Regions from separate parts of the Homo sapiens genome. Here all the other regions are linked to region 1. A link is a contact called in ENCODE Hi-C or POLR2A ChIA-PET data. All regions are on one chromosome and are shown on one strand. The core of a region is the stretch at or near the end of the contact, and the rest is flanking DNA. Distances in the headings are between cores, read along the strand shown. Region 1 holds the start of LINC02392 (long intergenic non-protein coding RNA 2392). Region 2 has its middle 42 kb from the start of LINC02392. Region 3 has its middle 38 kb from the start of LINC02392.

Evidence for each region. Hi-C counts contacts between places; a loop is a spot of excess contacts on that map. ChIA-PET counts read pairs that join two places held with the same protein, here RNA polymerase II (POLR2A). Pooled maps may share reads with other maps.
Region 2: a loop to region 1 is called in a map with no recorded cell type, with 2.1 times the contacts of the local background. The contact joins the enhancer-like site here to the promoter of LINC02392 in region 1. A Hi-C loop is called at or near these places in 2 of 168 maps with a recorded cell type or tissue (lower leg skin and right cardiac atrium), 6 of 37 single-sample maps with no recorded cell type and 6 of 50 pooled maps. POLR2A ChIA-PET finds 5 or more read pairs at or near these places in 3 of 52 experiments (T-cell, WTC11 and activated T-cell).
Region 3: a loop to region 1 is called in a map of endothelial cell of umbilical vein, with 4 times the contacts of the local background. The contact joins the enhancer-like site here to the promoter of LINC02392 in region 1. A Hi-C loop is called at or near these places in 1 of 168 maps with a recorded cell type or tissue (endothelial cell of umbilical vein), 2 of 37 single-sample maps with no recorded cell type and 1 of 50 pooled maps. POLR2A ChIA-PET finds 5 or more read pairs at or near these places in 2 of 52 experiments (BJ and IMR-90).

The regions. Positions count from the first base shown.
Region 1 is chr12:90,291,891-90,294,745 of GRCh38, forward strand. LINC02392 (long intergenic non-protein coding RNA 2392) reads left to right here and starts at 1,428. Exons shown (of 3, transcript NR_135018.1): 1 at 1,428-1,670.
Region 2 is chr12:90,249,487-90,252,341 of GRCh38, forward strand. No RefSeq gene overlaps it. Among named protein-coding and RNA genes, the nearest start is that of LINC02392, 42 kb to the right of the region's middle. Within about 2 kb of position 1,410, at least 5 of the 41 ENCODE cell types and tissues checked have a DNase peak (open chromatin) inside an H3K27ac peak, as active enhancers do.
Region 3 is chr12:90,330,039-90,332,893 of GRCh38, forward strand. No RefSeq gene overlaps it. Among named protein-coding and RNA genes, the nearest start is that of LINC02392, 38 kb to the left of the region's middle. Within about 2 kb of position 1,398, at least 2 of the 41 ENCODE cell types and tissues checked have a DNase peak (open chromatin) inside an H3K27ac peak, as active enhancers do; they include endothelial cell of umbilical vein, where a contact is called at or near this core.

The DNA of each region.
Region 1 (2,855 bases), core at 178-2,677:
AATCACTCACAAACTTGCATCTCTGCACTAAATTCTGGCAATACTTGGAATGCTTTGATGTCATATAGTATCTGAACAGAGCAATGTTCTTGATGGTATGTAGAATAATTGTAAAATAATTTTTATTTTTTCAAAAACAAAATTATCTTCAAAAGTGCCCACCTAGGGCACACTCTTTTTAACTTACATTCTGGCAAATAACTGATATTGACCATCCATTGCTCCTCAAAAGAAAAATGATTCCCTGTTAGACAGACTCTTAAGTTAAAAATACCTTTTAGGCATATACTTAAAGTCTCATTTCTTTTCCTATGTCCTCCACAATGTCTTTAATGTGCTTGATTTGGGTAATAACACCCAGCAGTCACGGAAGACAGAAACAGCCACCTTGATTACTCCCTCAGCATACTTATGCATGAACTGAGTCTTGATGCATGAACAAAAACACTTCAAGGTCATATTCCTTATCTCTCTAGGTTATTATTCTCTCTTAAGAGGAAACTACGATGCTTCCTCTCTTACCAGAATGATAATCGAGATATTAACACACGGCTTTGTCATAAATCCTAAACACAACTAAGTATAGATAAAGATCTACAACAGAGCAAAAATTCTCTAGCACTGGATACATACACAAACTATCCTAGGCAGTTTCTCCTAACAGCTGCTAAATTACTTCTATTAATTGCAGCTTCATAAAACTAAAGAAAAGAAAAGAAAAAGAAAGAAAACAACAAGGCTGTTTAATGGCATGCCTCTGTGTTACTACTTTTCTGTATGGTACACAGCAAAGCAATCAAACATTTGGACATTACAAATATCCTAGCAATCAATTTGATTTAAAATACTCTCCAAATGTAGATACTGCAAATGAAAAGACTCATTTCTTTTAGCCATTATTTCTAATGCTGCTAAAAAGATGCAGTTGGGGAAATGCTTATCAGAAGTACTAAATCAGCATTACAGATATATATCAAGGAACCAGATGAATCTACAATTGCAACCAATTTGTTTTTCAGACGAGGTTTTATTTTTTTTCAGACTTGATGGATGGCTGTTTTTTAAGAATAATATTTGTCTAGAATGGATTAACTCAGGAGAGTGATACAAATATACCCAAAAGAATGAAGAAGTGTAAGTGGAGAGTGGTATATATAAACTATATCCAGGAAGAAATGAAATAATCGAAAGGTCCATTTTATGCTTGACATTTAGAGAACAGCCCTCCAAATTTACATAGTGACAAGAATGCTGAACAAGGTCAGGACAATGGAAACTTCTTTGGCAGGATCTAGTTGTGATATCAATGGGGAAATGTCTTAAACCAGGTATCTCAACCTTAGTTCTATTGACATTCTGGGCTAGGTAATTCTTTGTTGTGAGAAACTGTTCTCTGTATTCTAGAATGCTTAGGAGCATTACTGACCTCTTCCAGTGCGATGCCAGTAGCACCCTCAACTGTGAAAATAAAAAATGTCTCCAGACATCGCCACTTGTTTCCTGAGGGCTAAATTACCAGTTGTTGTAAACTACTGTTTTACATACTTTTTGGTTTTTTAATCTCTAAAGAGAGGAGTTGTGAAAAGATGTGTCTTTTCCAGCTCTGATATTCTCTGACCTGTCCAGCTATGCTCACAAAATTGATGAGAAACTCTATCTGTTCTTATCAGGTAACACCAGAACTAGCCTTTTTATGTTCTCAACTTGCAGAAATTATAGCTAGTTTCCCCACACACAGTAAGGGAATTCCAACTGCATCTTGTGCCATATTTTGAGTTAAAATTTTACTTTGCTCGTTTTCATTCTTTATGCAGCATCTTCCGGATAGGGTGGTCAACTGTCTCAGTTACCTGAGACTTTCGTGGTTTTGGCATTGAAAGTCCTGTGTCCTGAAAAAGCCCTCGATCCTGAGGAAACAGATCACTTTCCTTCTATAACTATTTCCACATGGTTTTGCATGTGTGTAGATATGCGTATATACAAACATGTCATGAAGAATACTATAGTACTATTCTAATAGTGTTAGAATAGTATAGTAATAGAATAATATAGTACTCAGTTATCTTAATCTATTTTTTATTATTTTATTTTTAACATATTTTATGTTATCAAGTATTATTTAACTATATTATTTTAATGCATGATTATTATCTTATTCTATTAACGTACTACAGTTTATTGAATAATTTCCATATGATTAGACATTTATGCTCTTTCTAGTTTCTTTTAAAATAAAAAATCAATGCTCAATGAACATTCTAATAGTTACACATTTATGCATACCTTTTAAATATTTTTAAATTAAACATTTTAATTTTGAATAATTTAAAATATCCTACAGGATATAGATATATAACAACCCTGTATCTATTCTGTCATATTTAATTTACATTACAGAGTTAAAAAATAAATAGAAATGAAATTTAGCAAATTCAGCTGAAGTCTGTCCTCCCTACCTCCCCACGTGTACCCACTGTCCTTAAGAAAGTGTGTGCCATTCCCATCAATGACCCTGAACATTTGTCACATACTTAATTATCTACAAAAAGCAAAAACGATTCACCAGCATTGTACATTTCCTTTTGCATCTTGAGTTTTTGCCCAACATCATTTTTTAGAGATTTATCCATGTTGATAGATCTATATTATTAGCTATAACTGCTATATAATGTTCTGTTTCATGACTGAACTTTCATTTTTCCACTCATATTTAAAGACAATTACATTTTCAAATTATTTTGCTGTCACAAACAATGTTGCATTATTTGTATATGCACAAGTATATCTGTGTATATGCATCCTCATGTACAGCACAAAACTTCTGTAAGGTAAACAGATTTAGGAGGAAATGAGGA
Region 2 (2,855 bases), core at 160-2,659, 42 kb before region 1:
TTAACAGCTGAAGTTGGTTGTCTTCCCCCTCTTTGACAAATTCAAAATGACAGGAAGATGTAAATTCTTGCCCTACCCCTCCGTATTGTGAATTTCATTTCTTCTGTGAGGGTAAAACTTATTTGCCTTTCTTCTCGGGTTTTTTTGGGAATATCCTTTTTACTCACTTGTCAGAGAAAGTGCATTTTTTTAAAATCCAAAAAATAAGTATAGCTTTTTTGGTTTAAAATATTTCTTTTTAGAAAACTTCCCTGGAAGCATAGTATACTGATATCAAAAAAGCAAATATCTTGTTGTATCTTGTCAATTTCATAGGAAATAATAAAACTCCCCCAATTCTCAGAAGCATGTGACTTTGTGTCCAATATGCAAAATTTTATTTTGGAAGGAAATTGTGTATCCAGGTTATTTTTATTTTCTATGTTGTGCTATAATTAATTTTCAAGTTGCACTGTTAAGAACTTGTTTTTTTTCTCTGTTTATGTTACTTTTATTTATTTATTTGGTATGATGTGTTTAAGCTGCACTTATCTTCGTTCTGATGAACTGGTTAGAGCTTTTAAGAGCTCTTTACAAAGGTGTATTAAAACTAGCTCGAGAGCAAGGATTGCCTTAGTTAAAAAAGGTTTTTTAAAAATGTGTCTCCCCCGAGGAACCTACTCAAATTACTTTAAGAAATAAAAACGTTCGGGGCATGCCTGGCAACTATCTGATGGGAAACAGTTCATCTATGGGAGTGCCTGTTGGGAAGATTAGTCCTAGGGCAGATTGCTCAACCTTTCCTGTGCTGAATAGCTCCTTTGCTTTTTACCTGAAGGATCCAAATTAAAATTGGGGAGGGTTGATTGAGGTGAATACTGGTGGTTTAGAGGCGGCACACACACAAACACACAATGGCATGTTTGAAGCCTCCCGAGAAACAGCATTTTATCCCTGTTCCCCCTACTGTAGATGACATAACAAAAGCAATAATAACAGCATTAACAAAAACGACGATTTATTGAGTGTTTCCTCTCTGCCAGGTACTGAAAACCACTTTCTAAAGTAGTGACTGCTGTATACACTTTCCGCAACTAAAAACTTGAAGTTCAGACTGGGCATGCAATTTAACTAGAAGTAAACCACTAGTAAACAGAAGAGCTGGAGTTTTAATTCTGGTCTATTTGATTCCTAATCCCATAGACATAAATAAGGCCTCTCTTCCTTCCTCTCTCTCTTCCCCTCTTCATCCCTCTTTGTGTTGGCTCCATAGCCAACACCCTGCCCCAATGTTATTTTTTTTTTTCTTTTCGGAAGTCTGTAGGGGCATAGGGCAGGGTCATATTGCTGCTAATGGGTTTAAGTAAGCCATCTAAATACAGAATGTGCTAAGGACAGGCCTGGCTACCCAGTTATAGCCTCCTTTTAGCTTTGGCTAGAAAGAAATCCCCAGAGCAAGTGTTGAACGTGGTCACCCACGCTACTTCCTTTCTTGGCTGAAGGTCAGAGAGAGTGAATTCTGGACCCAGCACAAAGTCTTATTCAGGAAATCATAACTGCCACAACCCAAGCACTCAGAATCTCAGCTTTGAAACTGAGTTTGTGGTCATTGCCCAATTTTATTGGCTTTGATAGTGTGTGGTTCTGGCTTCCAAATAAACATACTCATTTTTTTTTTTGCTGTAATTTTTGACATGCTGCCTTTTGAAACAATAATAGTAACTCTATAAATAAGTAGCTTTTAAATGGAAATATTTCCCAATTTAATCCCCTCTACTAAATATTTAATGAATATGTAATAAATAAACATATCATTCATGGAATAAAATTCTACCATTATCTCTACATGATAATTTTTTTAAAGAGTGAGATTCTCTTCTGGAAAAATCTTTAACAGTAGTTTATTTAGAAACAATATGATTCTGTTAATTTTACTTTCCTTCCTGCAGTCTATTTTGTGGTTGCTTTTATTTCTGCAGTTTTAAAAAGAGATATAAAATTAATTTCTTAAAGAAATTTTGACTCTTGATTCTTCTTAAGCATCCAAAGTATAATCTATGCTATATTGAATGGTTGCAAAAATGAACATGACATAATGTAAATATATTTAATTAGAAAAATAACAAATTTTAAAAAGTAAAATTTAAAAATTGAAAGACCTAATGCTCAAGTTATTTGAAAACGATACATCTTGAGAATTACAACATTCAACTGTTCGCCTATTAACTTCAAGCACCATTAAATGCCTCTGTGCTTGTACATAATTGTGCTGTGAAGGACAAGAGGAATTAACACCCAAAACCAGCTCTACTTCTCTGTGAAACTTGGATGAAACACATGTTGTTTCTTCTCAGTTGGTCTCTTATTCCTAAAAATCATAATTTCCTTGCTTATTTACATGCATGTATTCCTTCTCCATTCCCTAATCCCTAAGAGTATGTCAAATCTCCGTTATTATTTTAGTCCTTAATACCATTACATTTTACAAATTATATGTTTACCTATAATTATGTACTTTTAGAGTCTGATTAATAATGATCTTCTCCACTGTGAGATCCACGTGGCAAGTAGTTTTATGCATTTTATTCATAATATATATCTATATCACTAAAGGCAAGATTGACATAGCATCTGCTCAACAAACTTGTTGAATAAATAAATAAGTCAGTGAAGGAGGGGAAGTTACTATAATCTGTTTAAGTTTTATTATATCCCACTAGACCATGAATATGGTGTATTTCAAAAATTGTTTCACCAAATATAGAACACTCACCATATTTCAGCCACTGTTTAAGGCAATAGAATTAAGCAATGAATACAATCCTATATAGTACCTATCCTCAAGAAGCTAGGAATGAGTGTGAGGTAGGGACACA
Region 3 (2,855 bases), core at 148-2,647, 38 kb after region 1:
GCTTTTTATTTTTTTCTTTCTTATTTTATCTAAGTTAATTCAGAATAATGATTTTGGATTTCTTTGGTTAGGGATTGGCAAAATGATTTTTAAGTGTTTTTCAAATAAAATCTGTACACAGGTTAAAAAATAGTCAAAGGACTTAATAATTTTGTTATGTTCTTTGATAAAATTTTTACATACACTCGGTAGAATGCTAAGAAATTTTAGCTTGTAACCAAAGGAAGATTTATTATTTCTGGCTGCTTTCTTTTTCCATGAAATGTGTAGATATGCTATTTGACTTAAACCAAGTGTGTAGCCTTCTGATTCATAGTTTAGTTTGTCCTCAACTAAAGAACATACCAGGGTGTGCTTTTTGTGTGCCCGACATGGCTGCTTAAGGGAACTGCATATACCTTAATCCAAATCAAAGCTTCTGAGGAAGAAAAGATTGAACTCACTCAATATCATGTGGCTACTGAAGAATGAAAAGAACTAGAAAAACAACATGGTAGAATATTAGTAATGAGAATACCAATTAGAATTGGAAGCACTGTTTCCATTCTAAATACTCTGCCTTGACCACTCAGCAAAGGTGCTAACAGTATGTGTCATTGATCCCTGGGGTGCCTGGTAAAGTCACCATTCTTGAGACATTGTAATTTTGTAGGGGAACATGGCCTAAGAACTACAATGCAAAAATTTGGACACTGGTATTAAGGAAAGAGTTAAAACTTAGTCAAAAGAAAAGGGTAATTTAAAACGAGCAAAAGAGTAAACAACAACAAAACAACTACAACAGAGTGCTTGGGATTACTGAGATGTGGGTGTCAAAAACTTAAAGAGAGGGATTATTGTGTTCTAATAAGCAGACTATGGACATTTTCAGGTGGGGATAAATCTGTGTATATTTATGTATTAGAAAGTAAACTCAATAAAGTGAGCTAACTATAAAAGGTTATCACAGATTCGTTCAGTGAAAGGCATTCATTGACAATGGGCACAAGCTTAAGTGGTTGATAAGCATTCATCATTAAAAATGTATATATGTATATATACATACACATACATATTTTTAACATTTTCTATGTGCCTGGCATTGTTCATGACAATAGGTTTATAGGTGCTGAGGTGGAAAAAACAAGCCAGGGTCTCATTCTCATGGAGCTTATGGCAAAAAGAGGACACAAATACAAAGCTAATAATTACAAATACTTTTTTCATTATATTCAAAAGAGGAGCCATGAAGAAAAATACAGATGAATTTAAAATTACGTAATACGAAATCTAATTTATCAGCAATAGTGACAGCAGATTTAGACCTTTAGAAGCATATTTTTTCCTATGGCCCCAGTGTTTGTATATGGAGGAGGGAGTGGAGAGGTGGGCAGACAGGGAGAGAACAGCAGTCTAGTGGCCTGCAGCCAAGGGAGGAAACAACTTTGCTCACAATAGGCATCCTTAGCAAAGCCAAAGAACAGTGACATCAGCGTCTACACATTTCCCATGATTTCTAAAAATATAATCAACTCATTAGCAGGAAAACACTAAAACATACAATTTTTAAAAAATTAATGGATGGTTAGAGCACTTGGCTGTGAGATTGGGTAGTGCCATCTACATTTGGGTAATGGCCCCTCATATTTTCCATGCCTTATACTGCTGGGAAGACATCATGCAAAAGGAAGGCCACATCTTCTGTCTCAACCCCAACCATTTATTTCCCGCCTTCCTTCATCATTATTATTAATTAGAATGTTTGCAACTGTGAACTGTCCTAGTTTTTATTTTTGGCTTTCTCTACTAAGTCCAAGTATAAAGAGAACATACAATTCTCCTTGATGACCATCCCCTCCTTCAGTTACAGCAATAATTTTCCTAGAATGATGGTGCTATTGATTGCCCAACTGCAATCTCTGTGCCAGAAATGCTTAATACTATCTTGTCATTCACAATATGCTTAATGGCAAACAGGGGATTTACAGTCTGTCAAATTTAATGACCAGAAGAACCAATAAAATATGACAGGAAAGACTTCCTACTGTTTAGGAATGGAATGGTTCCATCTGCACAATGATGGCATGTTGGAAAATCCCTCTTGTTTAAAAAATTATATATATATATATAATTTCTACTCAAGAAAGAAAATGTACACGATGTCATACAGAAGAGAATGTTATAATTTAGAACAACATTATTCCAAACTTGTTTTTCTAGGTTAGATTTCTCAAAAGTGAATTTTTATGTTTCTTATTAGGATTGAAAATCTATATAGCCAATTTTGGCTCCCAGGAGAGTCTAAAATCCTCTCATTGATGAACCCAATACCTTATGCTCAGGCCTGAATACCAGAAAAGTAGGTGTTGTAGTAGCAGGAGAAATGGTGCTGGTGGATCTGGAGTTAGTAAAGTAAGTGAAACTCTTCATTCATTTTGCATTGTTGCCCTTTTCCGACACATACACACACACACGCACATGCACACACACACACACAGATACTGCTACTACAACCCCAGCAAAAGTCCCCCTCCTTAAATTATTGAGCAATGGTTCTCAAAGCAAACAGAAGAATCACCTGGAAGTGACTAAATTAATCTCTCTCCTCTAGATGTTGTGATTCTGTGGTCATACCTGGGCCTAGGAGTTGTTTTTGCTTGTTTTTTGTTTTTCAATGTGTCCCAATGAGTCTTATGCCAATGGTCTAATATGATGCTTTATGAACTCTGCATACACTCCAGTATAGTTAAACACTGTGTAATTATTGAAAACTGCTTGAATTCATACCCTGTTCTTCCAAATGCCACCTTGGACATGATTATTGTCTATCACATAAGGTCATTGTGAAGCTAAAGTAGATTAATCTTATAAAGATG